Regions from separate parts of the Homo sapiens genome. Here region 2 is linked to region 1. A link is a loop called in an ENCODE intact Hi-C map of the cell type or tissue named here. Cell type or tissue: gastrocnemius medialis. All regions are shown on one strand. Links, peaks and the distances in the headings refer to the core of each region. The heading gives the core; the rest is flanking DNA. Region 1 overlaps LOC107984918 (a long non-coding RNA gene). Region 2 overlaps PRDM2 (PR/SET domain 2).

The links. Peaks named below come from ENCODE experiments on the same cell type or tissue, not always from the same donor. Only the 100,000 strongest peaks of a DNase experiment are listed, where the experiment ranks them.
Region 2: a loop joins it to region 1, with 2.6 times the contacts of the local background. A loop is called at or near these places in 1 of 110 quality-filtered maps.

The regions. Positions count from the first base shown.
Region 1 is chr1:13,514,654-13,520,028 of GRCh38, forward strand. LOC107984918 (a long non-coding RNA gene) reads left to right here. Exons shown (of 3, transcript XR_001737896.2): 3 at 1,517-1,611. Among named protein-coding and RNA genes, the nearest start is that of LRRC38, 3.3 kb to the left of the region's middle. In gastrocnemius medialis, for the core only: a CTCF peak has its summit at 2,773 (motif pointing right); a DNase peak (open chromatin) is centred at 2,718; H3K27ac peaks cover 2,102 bases.
Region 2 is chr1:13,790,644-13,796,018 of GRCh38, forward strand. All of the region lies in intron 8 of PRDM2 (PR/SET domain 2), which reads left to right. Among named protein-coding and RNA genes, the nearest start is that of PRDM2, 93 kb to the left of the region's middle. RefSeq lists an enhancer at 2,138-2,638. In gastrocnemius medialis, for the core only: no CTCF peak of the experiment used is centred there; DNase peaks (open chromatin) are centred at 2,012 and 2,687; H3K27ac peaks cover 4,425 bases.

The sequences.
Region 1 (5,375 bases), core at 146-5,145:
AGGCAGTCAGGAACGTGCCAAGGCTGAGATGAAAGGACAGTGAGGAAATGCTGATGTCAGCCTCTGACACTGGCAGGAAAATTCCCTCTTCACCACCCCGATGCCAAACTCCTTTCTTTCTGTCCCACCTCATTCTAGAAACTTCTATATGGGGAGGGGTCCCCACAGAGCTACCAAGAGATTGTCCCGCTGTTGGCTATTTTGGTCCAAATGCCCTAGAATTGACAGACTCCCACTAGACCAAAATAACCCAGGGAACAGCTGTTGGGCAGCAGGCTCCCAGAGACCCTTCCCTGGCCCCTGGCCATGCTGGGGATTGGTGGAGCCTCGGATTCTGAAGCCATAAAGCTAAGCCCTCGGCCTTCTTCCAAAGGTACAGGCCGACTTGATGCCTCTGAGCCATGGGATGAAAAAACTGATCCCCTGGGATGGAGCCAAGGGCTCAACAGATGAGCATATTTGCAGGAGCCCTGGGGAAGAGGCGGGGGAGACCCAGGGGGAAGCTTTGAGGCACCTGGAGTCCTGCAGCTTTTCCCCTACTTACATTCCAGGCCACTAAGCCAGACCTCCCTCAGTTCTCCGTCTCTGTCTCCACTCTCCCAGGGTGCCCAATTTGCCATTGCCATCCCCAACTTCAAGGGCTCAGCTTCCCCACCCCAGTCTCATGCTCTTGAAGAGGCAGGTGTCGGGAGGAGTGGTCTGAATGCTCCCAGAGTGGATGAAAATGCTTCTGCCTACATAAATGATGTATAAATTATTGAAGAGTCACACAAAGTGCAGGCAGGTGGCAGAATAAACACATCTCCCACCCTTGCAACTCTGCAAAAGCAGCCTGAACCGAACTGTTGCACTCTGCCAATCTCAGGCTTGGTTCTGCCTGCTCCCTCCTGTACTGAGGGGAACCTATTACTGGTTTGAGCCCTTAGCATCATGGTTTCATGACACCCGCATTTGGTTGGGCTGCCATCTTGCACGTGCATGCCCGCGTGTCTGTATGTCTGGGTGTGTACACAAGCCCTCCCTGCCAAGTGGTCTGGTTGGCTGGAGCACTGACCTATATGAATCAAGACCCTGGGTCTGGTCCTGGCCCCACCACTAGCCACAGAATCTTTCACAAGCCACTTGATCTCTCTGGGGACTTCTTAGCCTGGGTCCCCAGATACTATGAAGAGGAGGTCTTTTCAAAATTTAAAAAAGTCTGGTGAAAATTAGGCCTTTATCTTTGAGGAGGTCTCCCGGATTAAATACTGCAATTCTTGCCAGTGAACTTAATGGTAGCACTAGTCCTTTTGTGCAGAACCGGCATTCATAGGTGACTTTAAGAAAAACAGAGATGAATTTCTACTGAATAAATGCAAGTATTTAGTTGACAAGGACTTGCAAAACAGGGGAATGCATGGTACTAAAATATTAAGAGGGGCTCTTGGTAACAAACCTATTGAGAAATACCACTCCTAGCCTTGATTTCCTCATCCTGAAACTAATGAAAAAATACCTTTCTTCTTCCTTTCCACAGACAACGTGAGGGCCGCATGGGGAAGTATTTGTATGGGAACATGATTTGAAAGGTCTTTGGAGAAATATTGCCAATAAAAGTGGCCACAAATCTTGCGATGGCAGGAACAATTTGTTTCCTCGAGTGTCCCCCAAAGTTCCTTGGATCCAAATGTAAGCATTCTTTTCATTAATATCAGCAGAACTAGACATGGTTGGGCTTTGTAGGGAGCAGGGAGGTATCTCAGATTCCAGAGCTCCCATCCCTTGGGGGAAATACAAGCTTTGCCACCTCTAAATTTTTCCCCCAACAAATAAAACAGAGCCATGACCTCAGCAAGGTCACAATATGAGTCAGTGATAGGCGCTAGAAATAGAACACAGGCATTCTGAGTCCCCACCTGCACCATTCACCAATTCACCCACTCACCCCCTCTCCAGGAAGGGAATCTCTTACCCTTGAGGGCAAACATTGCAGGTAACAAACATTGCAGGTAACAGGGAGGAACGTTGAGAGATTCCACTTGTCAGCTCTGTCTCCGTATGTATTCTCAGAGTCTGCACACTTTGTAATTCCTATTCAAAAGGCTCAAAGCAGGAGCGTGGCAAATACCCAAGGTATCCCTATGATTTAAACACCTGACGTCATGCCTTCCCCATCCCCCACCCCCAGCGGAATCCTCACTCCTCCCTGTGTTCTCCGAACTACAGAGCACGTCATGTCTCACTCTCCATCCCTGTCCAATTTCCCATGAGGTTGGGCCTTGGGAAGCTATGTGCAAGGCGGTCCCCAGGAAACCCACCACGCGATGCCAGGTTGCTGTAAGCAAGAAAAATTCAATAAGAAGAATATCCCCCTTTGTTCACCAGACTGACATCTAAATTAGCCAAAATCCTATGCCTTAAGTCGTAAACAAGATGCTGCCAGTATTTTATGTGCAGAAGTTGAATTTAGGTGCAAATGCTAGGTTTGAATAAGAGTATGGCTGGTGTCTGGTGATGTCATTTGCGTTACTGGCGTATTTCACCTCTGATCAGCACCTGACTGGCCTGGCCAGGGAGCGTGAGGACATCTCATGGGCCCCAGGAAAGGAGACACTCTCTAGCCTTTTACTTGGGGCAGCCTGCCTCGATGGAACAGGCTCCCTGCTCCACAGACACAATTGCGACTTTGTCACCAGCCCGTTAACTGGCTGCAACAGCAGCTCCATGTTCCCGTCCCACGGCCGCTGCCCTTTTTAGCTACCACCGCTAGGGAGCACCACCTGCGGCTCGCACTGCTCAAAACTGAGCGCTTCTCTCAACGCAGTTTACTCTCTGGAGCAAGGCTGGACCCCACGTTTTAGAAGAAAAACTCCCGCCCCTAGTTTTGCCTCTGGAAGCAGGAAATGAATCTTTCACCAGCCTAAATGGGAGCCAGGGTGGTGGTAGCCGTTGGGAATGTGGGTTTGAAGTTAAACAGATCTTGGGCAAGTTGTTTAACTTTTCTAAGCCTCAGTTTTCCCATCTAGGAAATGGGATAATAGTAATGTCTATTTCACGGGGTTGTTACGAGGATGAAATGAGGTGTCTGTTGAGGGCTTAGCAGTGAGACCTACACGTAGTGGAAACACAATACATGGTAACTGCATGATGATCTATTTCTCTCTCTTTCCACATGGAGCAAATAAAGGTTTCGTGTAGACAGATATTCCTCAGATAAAGAGCTGACGTGTTTGTTTCTCTGGAATATACTGACTAGTGATGCCCTAACATTCTAGGGTCAGCTGTAGTAACTCTCCCTGCCCTGAACCACTCCCTTCTCCACGTGTAGCCCATCTGAGACAGACACAGACACACATACCCCTGAGCCCTCTCCAGCTCTGGTTGACTTTGTGATCACAGTTATGGGGGCGCGGCTTCCCTCCCTCTGGCCCGCTAGCTTGGTTGGTCTGAGCGTGGGCAGGCTAATGAGACTGAGGACACAGGGTCAGTCTCTCAGCCTGGTACAAGGAGACATCTGCTCTCTGCTCACAGCCGGGGCTCCTAATGCTGGCCAGCCATCCAGCAAGTGTGCGACCTTGGGTAGGGTTGGAGGAGGGTGGAGAGAGTTTCACCCTGTCTGTCTCAGGAGGAGAAAAACGAGAATCCAAAGCGCCATCCTCCCATAGGTACAAGTTGCAAGCCCTGGGAAACCTGGGAGTCATCCCCAGTTCCTCGTTGTGTGACCCTCTCTGGATCCACTGGCAAGCCCCCCTTGCCTCTACTCTGCATCTCCACCACTACCTCCTGAACCCAAACCAGCATCGTCTTTTACAGCAGCCGCTGGCTGGCCAGCTGGCTCCCACTCTTGCCCATCCCCCACCCACACAATACTTAAGGAAGCCAAAGTGACCCTTTGAAAATACACGTCAGATCAAGTCACCTCCCTGCTTAGACACCTCCAGTGACTTCCTGTGAGTGGCAGGCAGCCTTCTAAGATGACCCCCAATGATCCCCACCTCCAGGTATTCCTTGAGTGGAGGTGGGACCCTGACTTGCTTCTAACAAATAGAATATGGCAGAGGCAATGAAGGTCAATTCTGTGTTCAGGTTCTGTCTTGTGGGTAGACTGTGTCATCTCCCTGAACGATTTGTCTCCTGCACAATTTGATGAGGAAAGCTATTCTGTTGGAGAGACCCTCATGGTGAGGAACAGGGTTGGGGGTGCTCAGATCAATAGCCCCCTGAGGAGCTGAATCCTGCCAACAACCACGGGAGCTTGAAGTGGGGCCTTCCCCAGTTGAACCCAGAGAGACTACAGCCCAGCCAACACCTTGACTGCAACCTGTGACACTCCCTGAAGCAGAAGACCCAGAGAAAGCCTTCCCAGACTCCTGACCTGCAGAAACTGTGAGCTTTGAAATGTGTTTTGTTTAAAACTGCTAAAAGGGGGTAATTTGTTACACAGCAATAGCTAACTGATACACTAAGGAACTTGGAACAAGAGCCCACCAGATCCTGCATGGCCTGGCTCCGTGTTCCTTCCCCCACCCCCCTAATTTGGGACCCCTCTTCTCTTGGTTCACCACACTCTAGTCTTTTCATACATGCAATTCCTCATGTTTGTTTCCACCACCAGAGCTTTGCCCTTTGCTGTGCCCTCCACTGGAAGTACTTCCTTCCCAGCTCCTGGCATGGTTGGTGCCATTTGGTCATTTGGGCTTTCTCAGCCCATATGTCACCTCCCCAAACTGGCATTCACTGACCTCATATCTTTCTCCAGTCAATCTCCCTTGTCTTCCTAAGTTGCTTCCCTTCTTTTCCTGGCTTCAACTTGTTTATTATTACCCCCTGGCATTTCTCAGCTTGCTGGTTTGTTTACTTATTCACGCTACTTTCCACCACTAAAATGGAACCTCTATAAGGGCCAATCTTTTTATTCATTCATTCTTTCTTATTTATTTATTTAGAGATAGGTTCTTACTCTGTCACGCAGGCTGAAGTCCAGTGGGGCAATCATGGCTCACTGCAGTCCCAACCTCCCAGGCTCAAGAGCTCCTCCCACCTCAGCCTCCCAAGTAGCTGGCACTACAGGCACATGCTACCACACCTGGCTAATTTTTTTTTTTTTTTTTTTTTTTTTTTTTTACTTTTTGCAGTGATTGGGGGTCTCACTATGTTGCCCAGGCTGGTCTCAAACTCCTGGGCTCAAGTTATCCTCCTGCCTCAGTCTCCCAAAGTACTGAGATTACAGACGTGAGCCACTGTGCCAAGTCAGGCTCGATACTTTATTCCAGTTCCTAGAATCAGCCCCAGAACACTCAAGAATTGATTAACTAATTGTCACCTGTAAATGATGCCTGTCAACTAGGCTACCAGTTTCTCAGCAGTATCTCACCTGGAGAAACTCATTCATCGTT
Region 2 (5,375 bases), core at 149-5,148, 280 kb after region 1:
GTTAAGATTTTAGACAGAACATCTAATGTCAAAATAGAAGTTGAATACGGTTTGAGGTTTGAGTGGGTGGCATGTAGGGAAAAAAGTGCGAAACTGCTCCTTGGTGCCATGGATCTCTGTGCTGCAGTCCCAGGCCCCTAGGCCCGATCCTTGCTGCCACCTACACAGGGTCATGTCACTTCCTCCCTCCCCCCCTTCTGCCCTTGTGCCGCTTCCTCTGAGTGGTGGTGGAAATGATCTGAGAAGCTTTAGGGTGGATTCAGTCTGGCTTTCCAATGCCTGCTGTTTGCTGGGTACTCTGCTGAGCATCTACAAGTCTTGGCAATGACAGCCTGAGGTTGGTGTCATTTACCGATGGAGAAACAGATTTGGGGAAAGTGATTTTGTTCCAAGGGCACACAACTCTAAGGTGGCAAGTTGGGATTTGAACTCCAAGCTACACTGTGCAGTCCATCGTTTTTATAGGTAGGGTTTTTTTTTTTTAAGGGATTTTATTTCTTCTAAATATAGAAAACAGGACGCAGTACCTTCTCCATAAAAGCTTTTCCAAGCATTAGTGAACAAGTGGAACAGTCATTTGTGGGTAAGGAAATCTTCCTGGTGCAGCGAGCCTTTATTAGTCAGGAGTTGCTCCTGGACCCATTTGCTTTTAGTTTCCCTCTCACTGTGGAATAAACTTCTACCCCCATCACAGACCAATTAGTTCAGGTCAATCAAGCTGGCTTTTATAGAGCCATGTGGTTCATCAACGGCAACGTGACTGTTTAACAGAAGCCAAGCTCATTATAGTAATACCCTTTGATTTTGGAGATGATTCTAAAGGCCCTGGGATCCTCAAGCATCTCCTCAGATACCGGCGGAGAACCTTGAGCTGCTGGGCATTAACCCAAAAAGAAAGTTGGTCTAGGCTGCCTCCCGACTTCAGCAAATAGTGTGTTTGTTACATGCAAAACAAACAGGTATTTACGTTCTGCCGATACCTTATTTTTAAAGTATAGGATTAGAACCTGGAGGGGGTGTGTAGGTTTCATTTAGTTTTCTAGATTAAGAATTGAGGAAACCATCATCACTCTACATTAAATTACTTGCAGTTGCAAAAATTGCATTTAATTGTGAGTCATTAAAAGGTACCCAGAAATACTTTTATTAAAATAAACTTGTCGACCTGTTGCGGGTAATAGGATTTGCACATGCCTGCATTTCTGCCTTCCTTATGTCAGCTGGATTTCTTTTCAACTCTTTTTTAAAATAGAAATTCAGGTGGACATTCTGGAGACCATAAACATTTTACGGAAGACTGGTGCCTAAATGTGCCTTCCCATGTCCAGCTAATAAACCATGGCAGGAAGTCAACAGAACAAGCCATGTTTCTGAACACCCTTTCATAGGTGCCACCTGAGTTACTCAGTGAGGGGAGAAAGAACTGGAGTGTCATTTCAGCAACCACAGAAAGCTACAGGTGAATTTTAAAGCCCAGGTTTGTGTTCTGATTCAGAACATATTTAAGCTAAGAATATTTCCTTATTCATGTTTAAACAGGAGCCTATGATACAATCTGGAATCCTACATCTACTGAGTCTTAGCATTAAATCTAAATGTACATTTAAAATAGGACTCACTTTAAAAAACCTGGAATTTGTGGCACAGGTAAGTTAACAAAAGGGCATTTAGGCCTTAGGAGACAGTTATGGGTATTTTAATTTTTTAACTTAAAAACAATTTCAGTGTACAGCAGTTGAATTTGTCGTAGCATTTAATCATTGGCCCAAAATATACTTTAATTTTTTTTATTGGAATGAAGTTATTTAAAACTCATGGATTCAATTTTCCTTGCGGTAACATTCTCTTCTCACTTGCTTTTTATAATCGCATCCAATCCTTGCCAACCCAGCTAGAGTTTAGAACATTTTCAGATGGCTTCTATTTCCAGGCTATTATTGGACTTGTGAATTCAGGCACATTCTCCTGTTGTGATTCAGTCAGCCAGCCATTCAGAAAACATCTTTCAACAGCCAATCTGAATCATCAAAGTGTCAGGCTGTAGATCTGAAGGACTTTGTCCTGGGACTCTTAGAGGACCCTCGGGGTGTAGCTAACCACCATGGAGGGAGTTGAGGATGCGCCTGGAGTGTCACTGGCCTTTCCAGCGCGTGGGGCACCTTTCTGAGTGCTTTACATTTTGAGCTCTCCCACATCTGACGGAGATGGTATTCTCATTTACAGATAGATTAACCGAGTCGGAGAGAGGCAACATCACTTGAATTATGTCCCATGGCTACAAGTGGAGACCCCAAACCCAGCCATCTGGTTCCAGAGCCAAGCTCAACTACAATTTGAAACCACCTAATCACTGTGCCCTTGGGTTTTAGAGAGACTTGCATGTACATAACTGTTGTGTCCCCCAAATGAGATGCTGATGGCCAGAGAGCAGTTTTACTGCAGAGAGTGTGTGTAGGATCATGGGAAGAACATGGGCATTGAATGCCTTCCCATCTAGGTGTTCCTTACCTGGGTGCTGTTAGTTACTGAGTGGCAGGGCATGCTGCCCACAGAGTGACCAGCTTCCTGGCCTGTAGGGGAGCTCTGTGCCCCCCACCTGCCACATGCCGTGCGCGTTACAGAAGGCAGCATGTGTTCCCAGTGAGGATCCAATGGCTGATGGCTGTGGTGGCGCTGGTGATGACAGTGGACGCTTAATCCGCGTCAGGTGCTCAAGTCCTCACAAAAACAGACCTAGGGAGGCACCGCTAAGGAAATTGCCAGGTCTTAGTAGCCGGCCCCGGGTGGAAAGGGGCAGCATGTGGGGAACTTGGATGATGGTGATCACTAAAGAACTTGGGGACGAGGCTGTTGCAGAAACGACTCACTTTTCAAAAGCCCTGAAAGAGAAAAAAGCCCTTTGTGGGAACTGAGAAACATAAGTTTCTATTAATTTCATGAGTGGGTGGTTCTATCCTTTGGTGAGGCTAGAGCTTTGTCAGAATTTTTAAAACACTCCTAAAGGCTTCTAGAATGATGTATTCTTTTCTATCTAGGTAAGTGCGGAGCAATTGAGTCCCGGCTCATGGAGAGCATAGAGCAGGGATGTCCAATCTTTTGGCTTCCCTGGCCCACGTTGGAAGAACTGTCTTAGGTCACACATAAAATATAGTAACATGAAAGCTGATGAGCTAAAACAAAAGAAAGATATCGCAAAAAAAAAAGTTAGTGTTTTAAGAAAGTCTATGAATTTGTGTTGGGCTGCATGCAGCTTGTGGGCTGCAGGTCGGACAAGCTTGGTACCTGGGGAGCTCCAGACATTGATTCTCCTGGGATCCCTGGAGCCTTTCTCAGTCTGAGACCAGGGCCCCTCATGGGAGCAATGCAAGTTGAGACAGAGCTTCAGTTCAGCCTGGTCTGCCATGATTACATAGAAATGGAAATTCCAAGTTCAGAATTTCCTGAAGGCCACTTGCATTCCACAGAAGAGATGGTGAGGTGCAGGCCAGCACTAGCCGGGGTTGAGGTTCTACTGTTTTCATGACAGGCAGCGGAATGTAGGTACGGGCATTGGCTCTGGACCTGGAAGGCTGATCAGCTGGCACCTCCTCCAAGAAGCCTTTCCTGACCATCGATCTGTCACACTGCCTGGTCCCTCATCCCTCTACTTGCTGTGCTTTACTGTTCAAGACCCTTAAGCCTTCTGTACATTCTGTTATGGACTCATTATGTTTGTTTACTCTATGTCTCCCCCTTCTTAGATGAGAGTTCTACCCAGGCAGGAACTTTGATTTCTTCACTGCTGCGTTCCCAGCATCTATTAATAGAATGGAGCCTGGCATGTAGTAGCTGCTCAATAAATATTTGTTGAATAAAATATTTGAATTCTGGCTTTATCATGTGTAGTTCTGTAAGCGTAATCTATGCAAGTTACTCAACCTCTCCGAGCCCGTTTTCCTTTCTGTGGAAGGGCAGTAATCAATCTGACCACAAAGAATTGCCACGAAGACAACTTTAGAGCAGCCTGGAAGGACCACAGATGCTGTTCACCCCAGTGAGTGCTGTCAACGTCAGCTGCTGTCAGCATCACTATTATGACTGACTGATGTCCTCTCTAATCTCAGTTTGAATCTGATGAAAAGTTGAGCCTGGCATGCCATGTATAAGATTTCATGACAGCGTGAGTTGTAGTAGCCAGAACATTCCCTCATTATCTCCTGCCTCTGCCCAGAGAGAAAGCTCTCAAGTGGCCTGTAACTCCTGGTTTGGCTACCAGTGGCACCAAGGACCTTTGCTGTGTCTTTGCCAGGCCAGAGCTGTTCCTCTGTGGACCAGAGCTGCTTCCTTCTTATAGCAGATGCTCCCACCCATCAGAACTAAAGAGAAGTGAGCTGTAAGACAAGAAATCATTTTCCAATTCAAAGTGAGAAAAAAGATGATTCATTCTTATTCTATCACCCCCTCCCTGTAACTTTCTATTTCTTTTGGTTTTGAATTTCAATGTCAATTTTTAAAAGGTAAGTTAAGAAGAAAGCATTTCATTAGCTCTGTCAAACCATGAAAACCAAATAACCTCGCTTTGCTGAAACAATAATAATGTAAGGATGATCACCGATAATGCTTGCTGGCCACGATGTAAATAAAGGGCTTTCCATGTATTACCTCATTTAATCTTCAAAAGAGCCCTATGAATAATTTCATGTTCTCCCATTTTACAAATGGGGAAACCGAGGCACAGGGAAGTCAAGCAATTTGCCTGAAGTCACAGATGGTAGGAGGTGGAGCCAGGAGTCAAGTCCAGGCAGTCTGTCTCATCTCTTAATCATGAGTTTGTGCTACCTCTCGTCTGTGGATCTAGGCGTGAGGAGGTAGAAGGGAGCCCCTGGTCACGCCCCTGTGCCGCCTTCTAGTGGCATGGCCTTTAAGCAGCAAAGAATGTGACTTGTAAGCACCTTGTCTGCTGGACAAGAAGCACCAGCAGATTTGAAGGAGCTGAAAACTGTGTTGCGGGTGAATGGATGTCTTTGTTCTTCCTGGGATGAACCCATTTTGTATCTTCTTGGGAAACCAGCATGTCTGAGGTTTCGGCCAGGCCTCGTTTTTACCAAGGTTGGAGCCTCATCCCTCCAGCTTTGTTAGAGAAGGAGCAGATCTAGATACTGAACAGCCCAGAGGATGGATGAACCTACTCTCTAGGGTCAACTTCTCCCCCTTCTATTTTCACAGAAGTCTTTCCAAGCCAGGGTTGACCAGCAGGTTTCCATTTGTGTAGGGGGAGCAGTTGCCCAGGGTGCTGCATAGAACTGGATTCTGAAGCTGGGTTCACACTCAGGGAAAGAGGGCTGGCTAAGTGACCCATGTCTGCCTTGTATGCAGGAAGGCGAGTGGTTCTGGAG